2 separate regions of the Homo sapiens genome follow, and region 1 is linked to region 2. Evidence: chromatin contacts called from ENCODE Hi-C or POLR2A ChIA-PET data. All regions are on one chromosome and are shown on one strand. Each heading gives the region's core, a stretch centred on a gene start or an enhancer-like site at or near the end of the contact. The rest is flanking DNA. Distances are from core to core; before and after follow the strand shown. Region 1 holds the start of DHPS (deoxyhypusine synthase). Region 2 holds the start of ZNF627 (zinc finger protein 627).

What was found. A loop is a pair of places that touch in the nucleus more often than their neighbours do. ChIA-PET counts read pairs that join two places held with the same protein, here RNA polymerase II (POLR2A). Pooled maps may share reads with other maps.
Region 1: a map of natural killer cell shows a loop between it and region 2 (28-fold over the local background). The contact joins the promoter of DHPS here to the promoter of ZNF627 in region 2. A Hi-C loop is called at or near these places in 1 of 168 maps with a recorded cell type or tissue (natural killer cell) and 7 of 50 pooled maps. POLR2A ChIA-PET finds 5 or more read pairs at or near these places in 1 of 52 experiments (CD8-positive, alpha-beta memory T cell).

What each region holds. Positions count from the first base shown.
Region 1 is chr19:12,677,667-12,683,795 of GRCh38, forward strand. It overlaps DHPS (deoxyhypusine synthase), which reads right to left and starts at 4,214. Exons shown (of 9, transcript NM_001930.4): 1 at 3,894-4,214; 2 at 2,495-2,659; 3 at 2,135-2,256; 4 at 1,957-2,053; 5 at 1,791-1,877. The coding sequence starts at 4,100. RefSeq lists cis regulatory regions at 3,445-3,945, 3,971-4,505 and enhancers at 3,865-4,388, 4,029-4,323, 4,389-4,911, 5,435-5,957.
Region 2 is chr19:11,593,448-11,598,846 of GRCh38, forward strand. ZNF627 (zinc finger protein 627) reads left to right here and starts at 4,036. Exons shown (of 4, transcript NM_145295.4): 1 at 4,036-4,183. The coding sequence starts at 4,181. RefSeq lists silencers at 3,821-3,950, 4,291-4,430 and enhancers at 3,975-4,973, 4,061-4,140.

The DNA of each region.
Region 1 (6,129 bases), core at 2,964-5,463, 1.1 Mb after region 2:
CACTCGTTGCCCAGGCTGGAGTGCAATGGCACTATCTCAGCTCACTGCAACCTCTGCCTCCTGGGTTCCAGTGATTCTCCTGCTTCAGCCTCCCGAGTAGCTAGGATTACAGGCGCATGCCACTATGCCCAGCTAATTTTGCATTTTGTTTTTTTAGTAGAGACAGGGTTCCACCATGTTGGCCAGGCTGGTCTTGAACTCCTGACTTCAGGTGATCCACCCGCCTCAGCCCCCAAAGTACTGGGATTACAAGCATGAGCCACCGTGCCCGGCCGTCTAATTCTTTTTTAAAGAGCCAGCTTGTGGCCGGGCGCGGTGGCTCACGCTTGTAATCCCAGCACTTTGGGAGGCCGAGGCGGGTGGATCACCTGAGGTCAGGAGCTCGACACCAGCCTGACCAACATGGAGAAACCCTGCCTCTACTAAAAATACAAAATTAGCCAGGGGTGGTGGCACATGCCTATAATCCCAGCTACTTGGGAACTTGATGCTGAGGCAGGAGAATTGCTTGAACCCAGGAGGTAGAGGTTGCTGTGAGCCAAGATTGCGCCATTGGACTCTGGCCTGGGTAACAAGAGCAAAACTCCGTCTCAAAAAAAAAAAAAGAGCCAGCTTGTGCAACATGGTGAGTTCCCATCTCTACAAAAACAATTAGCCAGGCATGGTGGCACGCACCTGTAGTCCCAGCTACTCAGCAGGCTGAGGCAGGAGAATCGACTGAGCCCAGAAGCTCAAGACAGCAGTGAGCCATTATTGTGCCATTGCACTCCAGCCTGGGAAACAGAATGAGACCCTGTCTCGTAAAAAAGAAAGAGTAAGTAGGCTGGGTGTGGTGGCTCACCCCTGTAATCCCAGCACTTTGGGAGGCCAAGGCGGGTGGATCACTTGAGGTCAGGAGTTCAAGACCAGCCTGGCCAACATGGTGAAACCCCATCTGTAGAAAAATACAAAAATTGGCCGGGCATGATGGTGGGTGCCTATAGTCCCAGCTACTCAGGAGGGTGAGGCGGGAGAATCACTTGAACCTGGGAGGTGGAGGGTGCAGTGAGCTGAAATCACACCATTACACTCCAGCCTGGGCGACAGAGCAAGACTCTGTCTCAAAAAAAAAAAAAAAAAAAAAAAGACTATGTAGCTTTTTTTTTTTTTTTTTCAGGTTCTGATTCTCTAATTAAAGGGAGTGGGTAGCTCTTATTTTATAGCATCTGGGAGTGTGGGACCCTGAGCCAGGCCCCAGGAGAGTTGCTAAGTGTTGCCTCTACTGTTCCAGAGATAGTCTGGGAGGAGCATAAGGATGCTGAGGCCCCACTAGTTATCTGTGTGACTTCAGACAAAATTACCTAGCCTGGCTGGGCACAGTGGCTCACGCCTGTAATCCCAGCACTTTGGGAGGCCAAGGTGGGAGGACTGCCTGACGCCAGGAGTTCAAGACCAGCCTGGGAAACACAGGGAGACCCCCATCTCTACAAAAAATTTTTAAAATTAGCTGGGCATGATGGCATGTGCCTGTGGTCCCAGCTACTCGAGAGGCTGAGGTGGGAGGACTGCTTGGCCCCAGGAGGTTGAGGCTGCAATGAGCTGTGATCACACCACTGCACTCCAGCCTAGGTGACAGAGCAAGATCCTGTCTCAAAAAAAAAAAAAATTACCACGCCTATCTGTGTTTGAGTCTCCTCATCTAAGAGTGAGGATGCTGAGAATAACAGTACTGAATCCCCAGGAGGCTGGAAAGATGAAATAAGTTAACACATGCCAAAGTCTGGCTACTTTGCTCCCGCTTAGGTCCTCACCTTCTGGGCCCAGTAATACACGGACTCTGGGTTGTTGATCTCCTTGCCCAGCCGGGCGATCATCTTAGAAGGCGTCCACTTTACACCCTAGGAGAGGATGTGACCTTCAGGCCATGCCTCCCCTGACTCCCACTGAACTGGCCCCTCCAGGTTGCCCCAGCCCCACCTCTGTGTTCTGCTCCATCACCATCTGGTCCAGAATGGGCATCAGCCAGTCCTCAAACTTGCAGTAATTCTCATTGGGCACCAGCAGGTTTCCGATCCTGAGAACAGGAGGCATGTAGGCATCAGGCCCCAGGACCCTTGGTCCAGCTCCCCTGCCCAACACCACTCAGGGTTCTCACCTATTGATCCCGTTCTCCCGGAGCTCCTTCCCCCTGAGGCTAAACTCGCCCAAGTATGTGGGCGCCAGGCACTTGATGAGGTCTTCCTCCACGCCGCCAGCTGTGGTCACCAATACGTCCACCTGCAGCCACAAGGCAGTGAATTTGGCCCAAGAAGGAAGCCCCTGCCCTCATTCTGGGCAGAACTTCTAACCTCATCCTTGTCCAGTGACTCTTATGAGGGAGCTCTGCTACAAAACAAAACTTGATTCTATTCCTCTGCTTATAACAGACCCCTATCTGCCCATCTCACTTAAACGATCAATAACTGCATTGCCCATTGACCCAGAGGCCAAGGCCACGGCCTCACCAGGTCCCCACCATGTTGTGCTGCACAAGGTAGCGAATGGTCTCACGGATGCCTGAACTGATGAGGTTGGATGTATATCCCAGGAAAATGGTGCAGCTGGTAAGTGGGCGGCGGCTCTGGGTCAGGTCCGCGTGCTGGTCTTCATCCTGTGACAGTGGTTCCAGCTTCTTCTCGATCTGTGAGTAAGGGCCAAGTCAAGTTAAGCACTGGCCTTAAATCCCAGACTCAGGACTCCAGGTGGGCTCCAGAAACAGATTTCACCCCAGGCCCTGCACATTCAGGGATACAGGACCAGTTCTACAGGGGACCAAGGAACATCTCCTGTGTAAACTCTGCCCCTTCCCAGACCAGATCTCAAGACACACGTTCAGGATTTGCCCCCACCCTTTTTTTTTTTTTTTTGGACGGAGTTTCACTCTTGTTACCCAGGCTAGAGTGCAATGGCGCGATCTCGGCTCACTGCAAGCTCCACCTCCCGGGTTCAAGCGATTCTCCTGCCTCAGCCTCCCGAGTAGCTGGGACTACAGGCGCGCACCACCATGCCCGGCTAATTTTTTGCATTTTAGTAGAGACGGGGTTTCTCCATGTTGGTCAGGCTGGTCTCGAACTCCCGACCTCAGGTGATCCGCCCGCCTCGGCCTCCCAAAATGCTGAGATTACAGGCATGAGCCACCGTGCCCGGCCTTTTTTTTTTTTTTTTTTTGAGACAGAGTATCGCTCTGTCACCAGGCTGGAGTGCAGTGGCGCAATCTCAGCTCACTGCAACCTCCACCTCGCGGGTTCAAGCGATTCTCCTGCCTCAGCCTCCCGAGTAGCTGGGACTACAGGCGCGCAACACCATGCCCGGCTAATTTTTTGCATTTTAGTAGAGACAGGGTTTCACCATGTTGGCCAGGCTTGTCTCGAACTCCTCTTCTCTTGATCCACCCGCCTCGGCTTCCCAAAATGCTGGGATTATAGGCATGCGCCACCGCGCCCAGCCAGCCCCCACCCTTTTAGGAATCAGAGAGCATCTCCTTTCAGATCCGGTCCCTTCCCCGCTGGGAAAAGCAAATCTAAATTCAAGAACCGCCCAGACTTAGGCTCCTCCTCCCATATCCTCCCTTAATTTGTCTTGCCCCAGGCTCCGCCCATTCCAGAAAGCTTTAAATGTACCTAGAACCCGCCCCCACACCAAGAATCAGTCCTCGCCTCCTCAGGTTACCGTACCAGCATGTAACTACCAGAGTGCAAAATCCCCTTCCCAGGACAGAAACTCCCGCCCAGAATAGGTCCCGCCTTCCTCCAACTATTGGGCAACTCAAATAAAAGACATATCCCCTCCACTGGAAACGCTGCCCCCGTCTAGTACCGCGTTGGTTCTACAAGCCACGCCCCTCCGCGTCCCTAGAAATTCCGCCCGGTCCTCACCATGGCATTGACTTGCTGTACAGCGCGCCCGAAGTTGGTTGCTTGGAAGCCGGTGGTGCCGAAGGCCTCCAGCAGTGCGCGGTAATTCACACCGCGGTTGAAGTCGTAGCCCCGGACCTGGGTGCTTTCGGGCGGCAACGTCGAGCTGTGCTTTAGCACGGCGGCCAGCGCCCCCGCTGGCGCCTCCCGTTCCAGGGAACCTTCCATGCGCCTATAGCCGGCTCTCGAGTCAAAGCTGCCCCTAGGCCGGGCTTACGGCGGCCCAGAAACGCGTTAAACCCCGACGCGCGCGTCTCCGCAAGAGCACAGGAAGTAGGGAACGTGCTTTGGGCGAAAGACCGGAAGTTGGTTTATCACGTGACCATTTTTAGCCCCTGTAAACCAGGTCGCCGCCATTTTTGTGCGTGTGTTCCGTAATACGGAAGCCGCGAGGAGCCTTTAGGCCCTTTCTTTCTTTTTTTTTTTTTTTTTTTTTTTGAGACGGAGTCTCGCTCTGTCACCCAGGCTGGAGTGCAGTGGCGCGATCTCAGCTCACTGCCAGCTCCGCTTTCCGGGTTCACGCTGTTCTCCTGCCTCAGCCTCCCGAGTAGCTGGGACTACAGGCGCCCACCACCACGCCCGGCTAATTTTTTTGTATTTTTAGTAGAGACGGGGTTTCACCTGGTCTCGATCTCCTGACCTCGTGATTCGCCCGCCTCGGCCTCCCAAAGTGCTGGGATTACAGGCGTGACCCACCGCGCCCGGCGCCTTTAGGCCTTTTCTTCCTTTTTTTTTCTTTTTTTTTTTTTTGATACAGGGTTTCGCTCTTGTTGCCCAGGCTGGAGTGCAATTGCCCGATCTCAGCTCACCACAACCTCCACATTCCGGGTTCAAGCGATTCTCCTGCCTCAGCCTCCCGAGTAGCTGGGACTACTGGCATGCACCGCCATGCCCGGCTAATTTTGTATTTTTAGTAGAGGCGGGGTTTCTCCCTGTTGGTCAGGCTGGTCTCGAACTTCCGACCTCAGGTTATCCGCCCGCCTCAGCCTCCCAAAGTGCTGGGATTACAGGCGTGAGCCACTGCGCTTCGGCCTTTACTTGTTTTCATGTGTTCTCGACTTCCCATGAATGAAGATTCTTTTTTATTTTTATTATTTATTTATTTAATTTATTTTTGAGACAAGAGTTACACGCTCTTGTTACGCAGGCTGGAGTGCGGTGGTGCAATCTTGACTCATTGCAACCTCTGCCCCCCTGGTTCAAGCGATTCTCCTGCCTCAGCCTCCCGAGTTGCTGGGATTACAGACACCCACCACCAGGCCTGGCTAATTTTTTATTTTTAGTAGAGATGGCATTTCACCATGTTGGCGAGGCTGGTTCTGCCCTCAGGTGACCGCCCGCCTGGGCTTTCCAAAGTGCTGAGATTACAGGTGTGAGCCACCGTCCCCAGCCAAAATTCCTATTTTAATGCCACCTGCTGGAGACCCACTGCTTGGCCCGGCACTCGCCCATTCGTTTCTGTTCTGTCCCCTCGGGAGGGGAGGATGGTTTTGTTGTTGTTGTTGCTGTTTTGTTTGTTTGTTTGTTTGAGCTAGAGTCTTGCGCTGTCTCCCAGGCTGGAGTGCAGTGGCACGATCTCGGCTCACTGCAACCTCCGCCTCCCAGGTTCACGCCATTCTTCTGCCTCAGCCTCCCCAGTAACTGGGACTACAGGCGCCGGCCACCACGCCCGGCTAATATTTTGTATTTTTAGTAGAGACGGGGTTTCACCGTGTTAGCCAGGGTAGTCTCGATCTCCTGACCTCGTGATCCGCCCGCCTCAGCCTCCCAAAGTGCTGGGATTACAGGCATGAGCCACCGCGCCTGGCCTGCTGCTATTTTTTGATAGGGTCTCACTCTGTCGCCAGGCTGGAGTGCTGTGACGCGATCTCGGCCCACTGCAACCTCTGACTCCCGGACTCAGGTCATCCTCCCACCCCAGCATTCCGACTAGTGTGCACCATCGTGCCCAGCTAATTTTTTTATGAGGGTCACTTTTTTTTTTTTTTTTTTTTTTGAGACAGAGTCTCGCTCTGTCGCCCAGGCTGGAGTGCAGTGGCGCAATCTCGGCTCACTGCAAGCTCTGCCTCCCAGGTTCATGCCATTCTCCTGCCTCAGCCTCCCGAGTAACTGGGACTACAGGTGCCCGCCACCACACCCGGCTAATTTTTTCTGTTTTTAGTAGAGATGGGGTTTCACCGTGTTAGCCAGGATGGTC
Region 2 (5,399 bases), core at 2,786-5,285:
TTATCCGCGTATGGTGGCACTTGCCTGTGGTCCCAGTTACTCGGGAGGCTGAGGTGGGGGGATTGCTTGATCCCAGGAGATCGATGCTGCAGTGAGCTATAATAGCACCACTGCACGCTATCCTGGGTGACAGAGCAAGACCTTGTCTTAAAAAAAAAAAAAAAAAAGAAAAAAATCAATACCTTCCAAATTCATTATGCGAAGGGGAAAATTAAGCACTTAAGTCCTAGAAACTGAGTCTTATAATACAGCTTCTCTGATGCATGACTGATGCTTCCTTACCTTTGTTTTGAGACTGTAGCCATCAGACTCCTTGTTCTTCATTCAAACCTATACTAAATGATGTAGGATATGTATACCCTTGCGACTGTTACCGCTTTACAATAGAATGTTAAGCAACCCCCATAGAGTGTAATCAACAGTAGTCAATCACATCTGTTTTTTTTTTTATTTTAATTTTTTTTTTTATTTTGAGACAGAGTCTTGCTCTGTCACCCAGGCTGGAGTGCAGTGGCATGATCTTGGCTCACTGCAACATCTACTTCCTGGATTCAAGCCATTCTCGTGCCTCAGCCTCCTGAGTAGCTGGGATTACAGGCATGTGTCACTATGCCCAGCTACTTTTTGTATTTTTAATAGAGACAGATTTTCACTATGTTGGCCAGGTTGGTCTTGAACCCCTGACGTCAGGTGATCCACCTACCTAGGTCTTCCAAAGTGTTGGGATTACAGGTGTGATCCACGGCACCCAGCCTCAAATCTTATGTCTGTATATTAACATCTGTATGGAAATGTATTTCTGTTCAGCACCTCTGTTTTTGCCTATATAGACAATTTTCACTTTTCCCCACACTGGGATCATTGATCACTATTCTTCGGTGTCAGCATGTCCCTGATGGCCACCCTTGTACTCTGTGTTTGAATAAACTCTTTTTTTTTTTTTTTTTTGAGACAAGGTCTCTGTCATCTAGGCTGGAGTGCAGTGGTGCCATCATAGCTTACTGCAACCTCGATTTCCTGAGATCAAGTGATCCTCCCGTCCTAGCCCCCCGAGTAGCTGGGACTACAGGTGCACCCTATCATGCCCAGCTTATTAAAAACAATATATTTTTTTGAGAGACAGGGTCTCACTATATGGTCCAGGCGGGTCTCAAACTCCTGTGCTCAAGCCGTCCTCCAGCCTTGACCTCCCAAAATGCTGGGATTATAGATATGAGCCACTGTGCCTGGCCTTGAATAAACTATTTTAACTGGATCTTGAGCCTTTCGATTATTTTAGGTTGACAAAGGGAAAAAAATAAAAGGCATCAGCTCTTTATATCCCCCACCACGCCTGGCTAATTTTTTGTAGTTTTAGTAGAGACGGGGCTTCACCGTGTTAGCCAGGATGGTCTCAATCTCCTGACCTCCTGATCCGCCTGCCTCGGCCTCCCAAAGTGCTGGGATTACAGGCATGAGTCACTGCACCCGGCCAATTTTTGTATTTTTTTGTAGAGATGGGGTGGGAGGGTTTACTATGTGGCCCAGACTGGTTTCAAACTGCTAGGCTCAAGCAATCCTCCCGTCTTGGCCTCCCAAAGTGCTAGGATTGGAGGCATGAGCCACTGTGCTCAGCCCCTGGCTAATTTTCATATTTTTTAAATGGGGTTAGGGGTTGGTCTCACTATGTTGCCCAGGCTGGTTTCAAACTCCCGGGCTCAACTGATCCTCCTGCCTTGACCTCCTAAACTGCTGGGATTACAGGCATGAGCCACCATGCCTGGCCATAGATTCTTTATGATTTTTATTCTGCCATCTTCCCTGAATCCTCCAACCTGCCTTTTTTTTTTTTTTCAGGCAAAGTCTTGCTCTGTCGCCCAGGCTGATGTGCAGTGGCACGATCTCAGCTCACTGCAACCTCCACCTCCCAGGTTCAATAATTTTTTGTATTTTTAGTAGAGACGGGGTTTCACTATATTGGCCAGGCTGGTCTCAAACTCCTGACCTCGTTATCCTCCTGCCTCAGCCTCCCAAAGTGCTGGGATTACAGGCATGAGCCACTGTGCCCAGCTTAACCTGCCTTTTTTTTTGAGACAGTTTCTCTCTTGTTGACCAGGCTAAAGTGCAATGGTGTGATCTTGGCTCACCGCAACCTCCACCTCCCCGATTCAAGCGATTCTCCTGCCTCAGCCTCCCGAGTAGCTGGGATTACAGGCATGTGCCACCAGGCCCGGCTAATTTTGTATTTTTATTTATTTATTTATTTTATTTTATTTATTTATTTATTTTTGAGACGGAATCTCGCTCTCTCTCCCAGTCTGGAGCGCAGTGGCGCCATCTCGGCTCACTACAAGTTCCGCCTCCCAGGTTCACGCCATTCTCCTGCCTCAGCCTCCCGAGTAGCTGGGACTACAGGCGCCCACTGCCACGCCCGGCTAATTTTTTGTATTTTTAGTAGAGATGGGGTTTCACCGTGTTAGCCAGGATGGTCTCGATCTCCAGACCTCGTGATCTGCCCGCCTCGGCCTCCCAAAGTGCTGGGATTACAGGCATGAGCCACGGCGCCTGGCCTAATTTTGTATTTTTAGTAGAGATGGGGTTTCTCCATGTTCCGAACTCCCGACCTCAGGTGATCCGCCTGCCTCGGCCTCCCAAAGTGCTAGATTACAGGCGTGCTCCATCGCACCCAGCCCAACCTGCCTTTTAATACTAATACATTACTTTGGGTCTCATCCCACATCACTTCATCAGAGAGCATCCTTCCTCTCACCTCAGTTATTTCTACTTTTTTTTCCACGTATAGATGTTTTTTCAGGGACCGGAGGGTATGGGAGGAAGCCTTGGCACGCCTCATCCCAAATGCCCGTTTCCCGGAACATCAGGCCCTTCCTCCTCTTCCTGTCCTCCCTGGCCTAGCCTGGGCTCCCTCCCGTTCTGAGGCAAGGCGATTGCTCCATGTCACAGTGAGTGTGGAGTTCCCTGCACATACTGGTGACCTTGTGTCCGGAAGGAATTAGAAGGAAGAGCTCATGGAGTGCCAGAAGAAGACAGTGCCTACTCTGGCAAGCTAGAAGCAAGCTCTGCATTAAATGCAAATATTGGCCGGGCACGGTGGCTCACATTTGTAATCCCAGCACCTGGGGAGGCCTAGGCAGGAGGATCACTTGAGCCCAGGAATTCACGACCAGCCTGGTCAACATAGTGAGACCCCATCTAACCCACCCCACCCCCGTCACACACACAGCACCAACAACAAAATAAAATTAGCAGAGTGTGGTGGGGCGTGACTTTGGTCCCAGCTACTAGGGAGGCTGAGGCAGGAGGATCGTTTGAGCCCGGGAGATTGGGGCTGGAGTGAGCCGAGATCATGCCACTGCAGTCCAGCCTGGGTGACAGAGCAAGACCCTGAAAGAAAAAAAAGAAAGGAGGGAGGGAGGGAGGATGGAAGGAAGGAAGGAAGGAAGGAAGGAAGGAAGGAAGGAAGGAAGGAAACCAAAACAAGGCCACGCGTGGTGGCTCACGCCTGTAATCCCAGCACTTTGGGAGGCTGAGGTGGGCGTATCACTTGAGGTCAGGAGTTAGAGACCAGCCTCGGTAACATGGCGAAACCCCGTCTCTACGAAAAATACAAAAATTAGCCAGGCGTGGTGGCGGGTGCCTGTAATTCAGCTACTCGGGAGGCTGAGGCACGAGAATCGCTTGAACCCGGGAGGCAGAGATTGCAGTGAGCTGAGATCGCGCCACTGCACTCCAGCCTGGGCGACAAAAGCGAAACTCCGTCTCAAAAAAAAAAAAAAAAAAAAACCAAAACAAACCCTCAAATATCCCTCGGGCTGGGTGCAGGGAGGAAACTCGGCCTGAGAGGCGCAGTGGCTAGAACCAGTCAACACTGCTACGCACAGCCACGTTTCCATGGCTTCCTACGTCACTCAGGCCTTAGGGGGCGGGGTATGTCACCCTATCCAATCAGGGGCGCTGGGGCGGGGCCCTGCCAACTGTCCATTCAGATGGGCCCGGGAGAGGAGGGCAGGGCCTGCGCCTCCCTACGGAGCCTTTGTTTCTGGCGACCGTCCCCACCCGGGCTCGCGTCTCCGTTTCTCCGAGAGGCCCAAGGTGTCTCCGCCGCAGCCTCTGTCGCGCCGTGACCTGTACAGGTCGCGGGAGTCGTAGGGAGGACGCCGGGACACCTGGAAGCCGAGAAATGGTGCGTGTGAGGGGTCAGGCGTCCCCAGACCTGGGGGAGGGGCTGGTTGGAACCGGCCGGAACCGGCTGTGGAGGGACCTAGGCCTCCCTGCGGCGACTCCGGGGTCTGGGACCCGAGTTCCCTCGGCCGCAAGGTGGGGCTGGGCCAGGAGCTGGGACCCCGGTCGTCCTGTCCCGTCCCTGCGCGACGCCTGCGGCCCCGCAGCCCCGCGTCTCCCCACATGGTGCGGGGGCCGCGGGAGGGTCATGGGGGTATCCCTCCTCGGATGTGGTTCGTGTTGCAGGAGCTGCGGTCTGTGGCCGCCCCCCACAGTCCCGCCTTTCTCCCGTTAAAAATTTAGAGTTTATTTGAGCAAACAGCGGCTCATCGATGGAGAAGCTCCCGGTCGTGGTTTGTGGCTTGGGGATCCGTTGGAGGGAATGGAAGGAAAGGCTGTAAGGTGCAGGAGGAAGCGAACCAAATTCAGTACTTGGTTGGTGACAGTTATGCAGTCGCCTTATTTGCTCTATCTAGGTGGACATTTTCTGCTTATGTAGTCAGAGGTGGATTGGTGGTTGTGGTTTATTAACCCTAAATTTTATTTCCTTATAAACTGGTAATTTATAAGAATTTCATTTGAGGCTGGAGCGCGGTGGCTCACGCCTGTAATCGCAGCGCTTTTGGAGGCCAAGACAGGAGGATCGCTTGGGCCCAGGAGTTGAAGATCAGCCTCGCAATATAGCGAGACCCCATCTCTGTTAATTTTTTTTAAATGAACATATTCAGACTGAGACCAAAAAACTACTACAAATTTTTAAAATATAAAATCAAATAAAAGAATTTCATTCGACTTAGATTTCTGTTTCCTTGGGTAGGAAACCAGGACACCATAGCCACAGCCCTCTAATTGTCTCCAAATTAATTATTTTAACACTCCCCAGGGGGACAGGGTCCCAAATCCTTGACCTTGTTCCCCTAGCCTGACTCCTCTGGCGCTTGCAAATAATTCTTGATACCACTTCTTTCACCATATTCCCAAAAGGTAACTCCAGTCACGACATTATCAACTCTTTGTCCTTTATTGCACATTTCAAACTAATTAATTTGTATTATTTTTTCAAGGAGCAATCGATTGGTCTTTTAAAAATATTTGCTTTCTGTTTCTGAACATTTCACAGGAGAGGAAAGCAGAGAATACATGTATGAGACCCTGCTGTGAAAAAACCTTTGTGCCTC